Linked DNA regions of Mus musculus: region 2 is linked to region 1. A link is a loop called in an ENCODE intact Hi-C map of the cell type or tissue named here. Cell type or tissue: gastrocnemius. All regions are shown on one strand.

What was found. A loop is a pair of places that touch in the nucleus more often than their neighbours do. Peaks named below come from ENCODE experiments on the same cell type or tissue, not always from the same donor. Only the 100,000 strongest peaks of a DNase experiment are listed, where the experiment ranks them.
Region 2: a loop joins it to region 1, with 2.1 times the contacts of the local background. A loop is called at or near these places in 4 of 42 quality-filtered maps.

The regions. Positions count from the first base shown.
Region 1 is chr3:89,213,584-89,218,583 of GRCm38, reverse strand. It overlaps Mtx1 (metaxin 1), which reads left to right and starts at 4,677. Exons shown (of 8, transcript NM_013604.3): 1 at 4,677-4,771. The coding sequence starts at 4,691. Thbs3 (thrombospondin 3) reads right to left here and starts at 3,404. Exons shown (of 23, transcript NM_013691.3): 1 at 3,260-3,404; 2 at 1,697-1,903; 3 at 643-899; 4 at 454-556. The coding sequence starts at 3,338. In gastrocnemius, a CTCF peak has its summit at 2,482 (motif pointing right); DNase peaks (open chromatin) are centred at 2,504, 3,425, 4,257 and 4,624; H3K4me3 peaks cover 2,835 bases; H3K27ac peaks cover 2,852 bases.
Region 2 is chr3:89,157,917-89,162,916 of GRCm38, reverse strand. Hcn3 (hyperpolarization-activated, cyclic nucleotide-gated K+ 3) reads left to right here and starts at 2,760. Exons shown (of 8, transcript NM_008227.1): 1 at 2,760-3,132. The coding sequence starts at 2,858. In gastrocnemius, a CTCF peak has its summit at 2,711; a DNase peak (open chromatin) is centred at 2,738; H3K4me3 peaks cover 862 bases.

The DNA of each region.
Region 1 (5,000 bases):
AGTAGTTCCAGGAGGACTCCAAATGAGAGGCAACCCAAAGTAGGTCCAGGCCCCCAGTACATTCCATTTCAAACCCTTCCCCCAAGCTGCCCCTTCAAGAACCCTTTCAAGTCTCTGGGAGAAGTGGGTGTTTGCTTAGGTAAGAGTCTCTAAGCATCCTTGTCACAGACCAGGATGAGAGTCCTTGGCTAAAGGTGCCACTCAATTGTAGGTGACAGTTGCCAAGAGCAACTACAAAAATCTTGAGACTAAGCCATTACCTTACTCCTTAACCCTAGAGTTCCCCGGAGTTACAGCCCTGCTGGATGATCTTATTTTTCTGATCTACACCTCCTACACATGAGTCAAGGATAAAAGACTTGGAGTTGGGGGGAGGGGGGCGGTTGAAAGCTTCAGGAATGGTCAAGCTAAAGGAAAGTGTTAACTGGGGAGGAGGTCAGAAGGATCTGTTACCTGCATTGTGAATGGAGTCGTCTCCTTGGAATGGACATTCACTCAGGGCTCCTACCCGAGCCATGGATCCACCCAGAATAATTTTCATCGATTCCACAAAGCCCTAGGGGTCAGCAGGGAGGCAGGCAGATCGAGCAGCTCCTCTTGGTGCTACAAACCATGTTCCCCAAACCAGAGGTTCCTTCTCACCTGCATCCTCAGATAAGCCTTTTGTCCAGTTCTAATCTCCAGTCCACTGACCTCTGCTGGAGGGATCGGGGCCAGTGCTGGAAGGCCAGCATGTTGGTCACCCAGTTTACAGTCCACATACAGCTGCAGGCCAGGGCTGGGTCGAGAAGGTCCTCGGAGTCGCAGGAGAGCCGTGTGTGTGCGCCCATCAGCCAGGCCTGCTTGCTGTAGGTTCACTGCATGGACTTTGCCATCTTCCCGCTGGTACCGCACCAGCACTGCCCAGGATTGGAGGTCAGTATGTGCACTAGCCCCACCCCATGTTCCAACTGACTTCCATCATCTCTTCTATATACCAATATGCCACCCCATGGCTGTCTGTCTCTTTGTTTTTTTTGAGACAGGTTTATCTGTGTAGCTCTGAGTATACTGGAACTCACTCTGAGGAACAAGCTGGCCTCAGACTCAGAGATCTGCCTGCCACTGCCTCCATCTGCCTGGAATTAAAGGCGTGTGGCATGACAGCTCAGAGAGAAACTACAAATTAGGTTAATTCCTAATGTGTAACTCTCAACACCTTGTATGTAACAGGTGCACAATAAATGCTTTTCAGCCAGGCGTTGATGTGACAAGCACTCACAGGACCAGGCATGTGGATCTCTGAGTTGCAGGCTGGAGCTACATGGAGAAACCCTATCTTGAAAAGTAAATAAATGTATAAACAATGAAAGTAGTAAATGAATGCTTTTCAAATTGGCCTTAGATGACCTTATTCTCCATGTCTAGGAGACTATCCTTTCCCAAGGTGGCAACTAGATCTGTACCCACTGAACTTTAGCAAAGATCTGAGTGGTACAGTCATTGCTGGGACACAGAGCTGTCTCACCCTCCCTGAGCATCCCAGCCTACAACCTGCCATCCATCCCTATAAATACCAGCCTGACCCAACTGTTTGAGTTCCTCCATACCAGTAGCCCTAGTAGAGGTCATGGAGAATAAAGAGGCACCTGGGAGAGGGCATGAGGGAGACTGCTCAAGGGGTCATTGATGCTGGAAAGGGGTGCCCACCAGTCACCTTTGTTGATCTTGCCCACAACAGAGGCCTCCAGCCATCGTGTGTTGTCTTGGCGAGAGTAGAGGCCAAAGAGGACACCACCTTGCTTTGGAGGGAGGCGGAAAGTGGACAAGAGGTAGATATCCCCAGCAGTGAGTAAAGCTGTCCGAATCTTCTCTGCCACAGCTACCATCTGCCTGGATTCGCCCACTGTCAGCAGGTCAATTACTGGCCAGATAGGGATTTAAAAATTAGAGGAAGTGGTTGGAGTCTGAGGTAGGCCTGCCCTCTCTCCTGAGCTCTCAGAGGTGAGGCATCCCTTTTTTTTATGTTTGTTTTTTTTTTTTTTTTTTTTTTTTTTTTTTTTTTTTTTGAGACAAGGATTTTCTGTAGCCCTGGCTGTCCTGGAACACACTCTGTAGACCAGGCTGGCCTCGAACTCAGAAATCCGCCTGCCTCTGCCTCCTGAGTGCTGGGATTAAAGGCGTGCCCCACCACGCCCGGCTGAGGCATCCCTAATTATCATCTTCCTACCTCTGAACTGCATCCTCAAAACTCAAACTCTTTAGGGATGCTGGTACATGCCTGTAGCCTCAGGCTGAGAGGACTGCCTCAAGCAATCAGGCAGCCTCCGCTACTTTAGACCAGGCTACAAGACCCTATCTCTAAAAACAAAACCATTGGCCCTTTTTTTGTTATCAAGGCAATGCTTCCCTCCCAGCACCTTCTATTGCTTCCAAAGCCTTGGGAACCTATAGGCTTAGAGCCCACTTACAAATACCAAAGCCACTCGCAAACTTCCTATGTCCCACCAGGTGGCGCAAGGGAGACATTGCTGACTAGAGTCTGGAGTGGCACCTGGTGCCCACAACTCAGGAACCAGGAGTACCATCTCTCCATTGCTGGGTTTAGCACACTCCAAACCCTGGGGCCGGTCCTCCCATCCCAGGGGCTCATCACACACATCTTACAGCCGTCCACAAAGCGCTCTGACCCTCCCATCGCTGTTTAGTCTTTCCCCCCTGGGAATGTAGGACCCAGCCAGCATCTCTTCCTCCTGTGTCCTGGCCAATCTGTGGTTTCCCTTCCAGCCAGTAAAGAATCTTTGCTTGTGTCATCTGCTCCTACCACCTCTCCTACACCACCCATGGGCCATCCCCCCACCAGACCTCCGGGAGAGTTCAAGCTGCCCAATCCCCACCCCCGCCCTATCTTTTAGAAACCAAGAGCCAGAGTAAAGGGGGGGGGAACCAAGCCCAGGGTCCCCCACCGTGCAGTCACCATCAATCAAGCTGCTTGCCCAGACTATCCTGTTGATGCTCTGAGACTAACTCTGTCGTGGAGTCCTCCTGGATCCATCCTGGTCTCAGTGCCTGACACTGCACCAATCTGCACTCACCCACCACTCTGGTGCCCACCCCTCCTACATTATCACCAACCCTTCACTCTTCGCAGTGTTAACTTTTCTCTCCAACCCATTTCAGGACTCTTCCCTCTCTCTCAAACTCACATGTGGTCTGTTATTTGCCTGGGGGCAAAAGAAAGGAGACAAAGAGGTGTCAAGGGGGATGAATGCAGGCTTACCCTGAAGGTCCTGACTGCCACACGTGTAAGAGCAGAGGAGGAGGAGAGCCAGGACACCCCAAAGTTCCGGCTTCTCCATGCCGCTTAGCCGGTTCACTACCCCTGGCAGGCAAGGCGACTGGGAGGGAAAAAGACTAGGCGGAGAGCAGGAGCAGGAGGGGGGCGGAGGGACTGAGGAGCGAGCTGGGGGGTTGGGGGGGAGCAGGCGGGTAGGGGGGGGGGTTGAAACAAAGAGCTGCCAATCACCTTGGAGGCATCACCGGCTCCCGAAACCAGAGGCACTGGGAAAGAGTCCCAGAGCTTTCCTTGCCTCCTGCTCCACCATAATGATTTTCCTCAAAGATGCTTCCCTTTAGCCTGACATCTGGTTCTTGGGAGCTTTCAACTTAACAGCGCTACCAAATGCTACTGTTCTCTGCAAGCAGTGGTTGGAAAAGTCAGAATCCCCTGCCTTGGGCAATTCTAGGTTCTAGGCATTATTTCACGGTTGGCGGAAATGGATGTCAGTGGACCATCCTTTGCTACAGTGCCTAGAAGACTACGTACGACACGAGGCTTATTGATGTGGCACAGCAAAAAAAAAAAAAATTTTTTTATTACGGTGTGTTGCGTCCCTGACATGTGCCCATTCCTCCATTTCCCCTCACTCTTGGGAAAATAGAAATCTGGAAGCACCGACGAGAACTTGATGGCTTTCTAAGACATCAGAAAGGGGAAAGCATCACCAGAGGCTAGAGCCATAAACTAGAAGACAGGAGCGAGGATGGGACTGGGGAACACTGGATACCGCGGGATGGCCCTGTCCGGGGTGAACCCGAGGGGAGCTGGGGACCGACCAGGAGTTCCCGTTACGAAGGCAACTGCCCGCGAGCCGCACCTCCCCTTCCCCCACTCAGGCCCCAGCCGGGCCTCAGCTCGGGCGCCGCCACCGCCCCTGTTTTGTTTCCATGGCGACAGGCAGCGCGAGGCCCTCTCCAAACATAACGCGCAGTGGAAAACATGCGGCTCGGGGGACCCCCCCGCGGCGTCCGCTCAGGGCTGAGACCTGAGAGGGCCCGGGGTTGTCGGGGCCATGTGCAGTTTGGCAAGTGCCCCCAGAGACCGACAAGCCGCACCAGATGCCCCTCTCCCAAGCCCTCCGTGTCGCCGGCGGTTCGTGGCTACGCTCGGCAGAGGCGCCGCGAAAGTCCCAAGCGCGTCTGGACGGCGGCCCTGCTCCCTTACGGGGGCCGCCTCAGGACGAGCCCGCGGCGCTCCCCAGAAGGCCGATGCCCCACCTCTCACAGCCCCGCCGCGGCTCAGGCCGCCAAGAGCCACGCCTCCCCAGACCCCAAAGCCCCGGCGGCCAGGGAGGCGGGGACCAGGGGCGGTTCCTGGCGAGAGAAGGCCGACGCATACGAGAAGGTGCTTCCGGGTCAGAGAGCGTACAAGATGGCGGCGCCCATGGAGCTGTTCTGCTGGTCAGGGGGCTGGGGATTGCCGTCGGTGGACCTGGATAGTCTGGCCGTGCTGGTGAGGGCTCATGCACCTGTCCTCTGATCTCTGGAGAGCCGGAGTGGGTGCTCGAGCTTTGCCGAGAACCGAGACGCATGCGTCTTGAGAGAAACTGAGGCAGTCGAAGGCCGATGTGGGCTCCGCGCCTTACGTCCGGATTTCCTAGGATCGATTTGTGTAGCAGTGGAAGTAGGCTTGGTCAGGGCTTCAGAAGATGGGTTTAGACCTTGCCTATCCATTTATTGGC
Region 2 (5,000 bases), 56 kb after region 1:
AACCCTCAGTTAATAAATATATTAAAGTTAAGGAAAATAAGAGTGAAACTGGGTGAATAGTCAAATGGAGACTAGACTGGTTAGCAAGAAATAGTTTAGAAATTCCTTGTGTTAAAAAGAGATCCAGGTTTCTGAGTTTGAGGCCAGCCTGGTCTACAAAGTGAGTTCCAGGACAGCCAGGGCTACAGAGAAACCCTGTCTCGAAAAAAAAACCAAAAGGAAGAGAGAGAGAGAGAGAGAGAGAGAGAGAGGAGAGAGAGAGAGAGGAGAGAGAGAGAGAGGAGAGAGAGAGAATCGATGAATCTATCCAGGGGGGCTAGAGAGATGGCTCAGTGGTTAAGAGCACTGACTGCTCTTCCAGAAGTCCTGAGTTCAATTCCCAGCAACCACATGGTGGCTCACAACCATCTGTAATGGGATCTGACGCCCTCTTCTGGTGTGTCTGAAGACAGCTACAGTAAATAAATCTTTAAAAAGTCAAAACAAGCCGGGCTTGGTGGCGCACACCTTTTTTTTTTTTTTTGAGACAGGGTTTCTCTATATAGCCCTGGCTGTCCCAGAACTCACTTTGTAGACCAGGCTGGCCTTGAACTCAGAAATCCGCCTGCCTCTGCCTCCCGAGTGCTGGGATTAAAGGCGTGGCCACCACGCCCGGCATCTCTTTGTATTTTATTGACAAGAATTTTAGGATTAAGGAGGTGTGATTTTAGCAGTGGTGGCACACACCTTTAATCCCAGCACTCGGGAGGCAGAGGCAGGCAAGTGAATTTCTGAGTTCCGGGGCCAGCCTGGTCTACAGAGTGAGTTCCAGGACAGCTAGGACTACACAGAGAAACCCTGTCTTGAAAAAAACCAAAAACCAAAAAAAAAAAAAAAAAAAAAAAAAGTCAAAACAAAACAGGGAAACTAAAACAAAAACAGCAGAACTACGCAGTCCATCACCTGCAGCTTGTGTAATTACTCAGGGCTGGAGAGAGAGCTCAGGGGTCAAGAGCACTGGCTGCTCTCCTAGAGTGAACCAAGTTCAAGTCCCAGCAACCACATGTGGCTTATAACTCTCTCTAACTCCAGTTCCGGGGCCTCTAGTGCCCTCTTCTCACCTCTGCAGGCACCAGGCACACACACATGGTTCATAGAACAGACATAGGAACAAACCCCTCAGACAGATAAAGTAAACAAATACAATTTATAAGTAATTGAAAGTTGCTGAGACTAAGTTCAAATTTTTAGTGATTGGTAAGTTTCACTAAGGAGCTTAAATGTATTTCTTTTTTCTTTCTTTCTTTCTCTCTTTCTTTCTTTCTTTCTTTCTTTCTTTCTTTCTTTCTTTCTTTCTCTTTTTTATTTTATGTATAATATAAAACCAGAAGAGGGCATCAGATCTCATTACAGATGGTTGTGAGCCATCATGTGGTTGCTGGGAATTGAACTCAGGACCTCTGGAAGAGCAGTCAGTGCTCTTAACCACTGAGCCATCTCTCCAGCCCTTAAATGTATTTCTAAAATGGAGACACTTGGAAGGACTTTAAGAAAACTGAACAGTGTCATGTGGATGTAGAAAGTGTACTTGGAGACTGAAACATGAATTTGTCTAGGAGAATTTGGTGAAGACTTCTTTTTTTCTTTTGAGACAGTCTCTTTATGTATCCCTGGTTGTCTTAGCACTTACAATATAGCCCAGGCTGGTGTCAAATTCACAGAGATCCACTTGCTTCTGCCTTCCAAGTACTGGGATTAAAAGACTGCAACACCAAGTCCAGCAGACTTTGAAAATTATTAAAAACTTCTGAGACCAGGTAGAGTGGCACACATTTGTAATCCCAGTGCTTGAAATTCAGAGGAAGATCAGAAGTTCAAGACCAGCCTGAGCTACAGCCCATGTCAAAAACAAAATGTAAACTTCTTGAAATAATTTAGTTGGAGATTATGACGGTTTATCTCAGGCAGTGGCTGTAAGAAGAGGAAAGAAGCTGGGTGGTGGTGGTGCATGCCTTTAGTCCCAGCACTTGGGAGGCAGAGGCAGGCGGGTTTCTGAGTTCGAGGCCAGCCTGGTCTACAAAGTGAGTTCCGGGACAGCCAGGGTTACACAGAGAAACCCTGTCTGAAACAAAACAAAACAAAACAAAACAAAACAAAAAAGTTGTTCTACACGTAAAGCTCAGAAAGGCATGTAGTATGGTATTTCCTTGGTTGTTGATCTGTTTATGGAGATGAACCATTGACTTAGCTAAGATTTCTGTGCTCAGTTTTGCATCCTCAGCATGCACTCAGTGAATGGTTTTGCTAAAGGTTGTCTTAATGAATTAGGAAACACATACTACAGAAAGCAGTTTAGAGGATCTCTGGCATAGCAAGACTCCTAGGAGAGTGCTGAGAAAGGACATGGTCAGAACAGATTCCCATTCTGTCCCTGACCCTCAGGAGGTCCCCAGGCTGCATATGCCCTAGTGAGTTTCCCGCCTCCAGAAGCAAGCTGAGCACTCCCACCACACAGACACACAGACACACACACAGACACAGACAGACAGACAGACAGACAGACAGACAGACACACACACACACACACACACACACACACACACACACAGCACCCACCCACCCTCAGGACCCCTAAGCCACGCCCTCTCGGGAAAGTGTGGGCAGCAGTTGTGCCAGCGGCCCGCCCCGCCCCGCCCCGCCCAGTCTCACGCAGCCCTCGCCAGGGGGCGCAGCTCTCGCACGTCTGTCGCCTGCACACGCCCCCTGTGCCCCGGGCGCACGCGGGTCGGAGCTCCCCTGCCTGGGCTGCTCTCCCAGAGACTTGCGCGCCCGCCATGGCCCTGGACCGGTTGGGGAGGCCCTACGAGTGAGGGCAATCATGGAGGAGGAGGCGCGGCCGGCGGCGGGGGCCGGCGAAGCGGCGACCCCTGCACGCGAGACGCCTCCTGCGGCTCCGGCCCAGGCCCGCGCGGCCTCAGGTGGGGTGCCGGAGTCTGCGCCCGAGCCGAAGAGGCGGCAGCTCGGGACGCTGCTGCAGCCGACGGTCAACAAGTTCTCTCTCCGGGTCTTCGGCAGCCACAAAGCAGTAGAAATCGAGCAGGAGAGGGTGAAGTCCGCCGGGGCCTGGATCATCCACCCCTACAGCGACTTCCGGTACGGGGGGCTCAACGGGGAGAGCGAGGGACACCAGTGCTACCGGCCGGGTGGAGTCACCTCCCCCAACCCAGCCTGGGAATTCCTAGGCGGGTTTCCCCGAGGTCCTCAGTGTTTTGTCAGGTTAGGGAAGCATAAGGGACAGCGAACATCAGGTAATCTCCGAGGACTTAGTGCACCCAATGCAGGAACCTCAATGACCACAGAGAGCATCGGAGTTTGGAAACCTTGCCTCTTTTCAGTACTGTTTTCTGGGGATGTGGGAAATTATATCATGCCCCAAAGCTTGGAGACCTGAGGAAGAAGCCTAGTTCCACTCTCTACCACGCTTTAACCACACACCGAGCACTTGCCCAGTTCAGTAGAACAGATCAGGGACGCTGGGAACGCTGGAGAAGAACAGGGGTCAGTCGGGTCCACAGCTCTGTTTGCTGTCCGTGGTGCTGAAGGCGGAATGCGGCTGGGCGGGGCGGGTACTCAGAAAGATTGGGAAGGAAAGCAGGGGCTCAGCCACCGCCCAGGTGTTTCCCGGAGAGAAAAGGGACAGAGAACTGGGATGTAGCCATTTCACTGTCCCCTTCAGGCTGTACGTCTACATCAAGGTCGCTAGGGGAGAAAATCAGCCCTGCCCTTGGGGACAGTGAAGGACAGCTTTCAGTTGAAGAAATGAGGTGTGTCTCTGGAGCTTGGAAACACAATCGGAGGCCCAGACAGTATCTTCCATTCTCAAACATTCACTCCCTGTAAATAGTCCCCTATTCTGCGTTGTTCTTTCCAGTCCTCTTTATTCTTTCGCTCTCACCTGCCTATCTGTTCTCCAGCAGATCCCCTCCCCTCCCCCAGTTCACCCTCAGACATATCCCCAGAAGCCATATCCCCCTCAGAGTTGTGTTGCTTCGCAGTCCTCTACCACATCACCCGCTGGGCTTGTGACTGCCTGTGAGTCAGGCTGTGAAGATGCTCTGATGGCGCGGCCAACCTTTCCTCCTCTCTCCCAGTGTCTCACAGTGCAAGATTTCTCCTCTGCAGCTGTGGAAGGGGAGGAAGAAACATCAGGGGTTTGTTGCTGAGTGAAAACATTCAAGTCTGAGGGGCATTCGGGGGTGGGTCTGGACTTGGGAACTAACAAGCTTTTTTGGAGGTTGAGAGGATTGATTTTTGCAATCAGAATCAGAAGGGACTGTGTTTAGGACTTACGCTGGGATTAGCCCTGAAACCGTCATGTGTGCTCCAGTGTTTTTTGTTTTTTGTTTTTTTCCTCTGAATGTTGTCCCCTGCTCCCCTCCTGACCTCATATCTACAGTTTCTTCTGAGGCAATGTAGCTTGTCCTTGCGCATCTTAGCACAGGTAGCCTGGAGGAGGGAAGGGGTGCATAGCTCAAGCCTCGATGCCTTGGGATCTCCCAGGGAATCCTCTATGTGCATAGCCCATCTGTGGAGGGGGATGGGCATCCCTGAAAGGCCCAGTTTAAATGAGTACAGGGTAGCCTCTTCCCGTCCCCACCCCCACCAAGGATGGCAGTTCCTCACCTACAGGAAATCATCATTCCTGTTCTCATGTTGGAGTGGGGATGATAGAGAAGGGAAGGACAGCCTAGACTAGAAATAGAGACCTGGAGACGGGAAAAGAATTTCCAGAAGTCTGGAGATAAAGAGATAAAGAGTGTATGCACCATAGCAACAGCTACAGTGTAGACAGCACTGCTGAGCCTGACAGCCCAGTGAGGTCAGCGCAGGCTCCCTAGTTTTAGAAAATTACAAAACAACCTTGGTGCTAGTATATGTGTGTGTGTGTGTGTGTGTGTCTGTGTGTGTGTGTGTGTGTGTGTGTGTGCGCGCATGTGAGTGTGTGTGCATAGGTGTGTTTG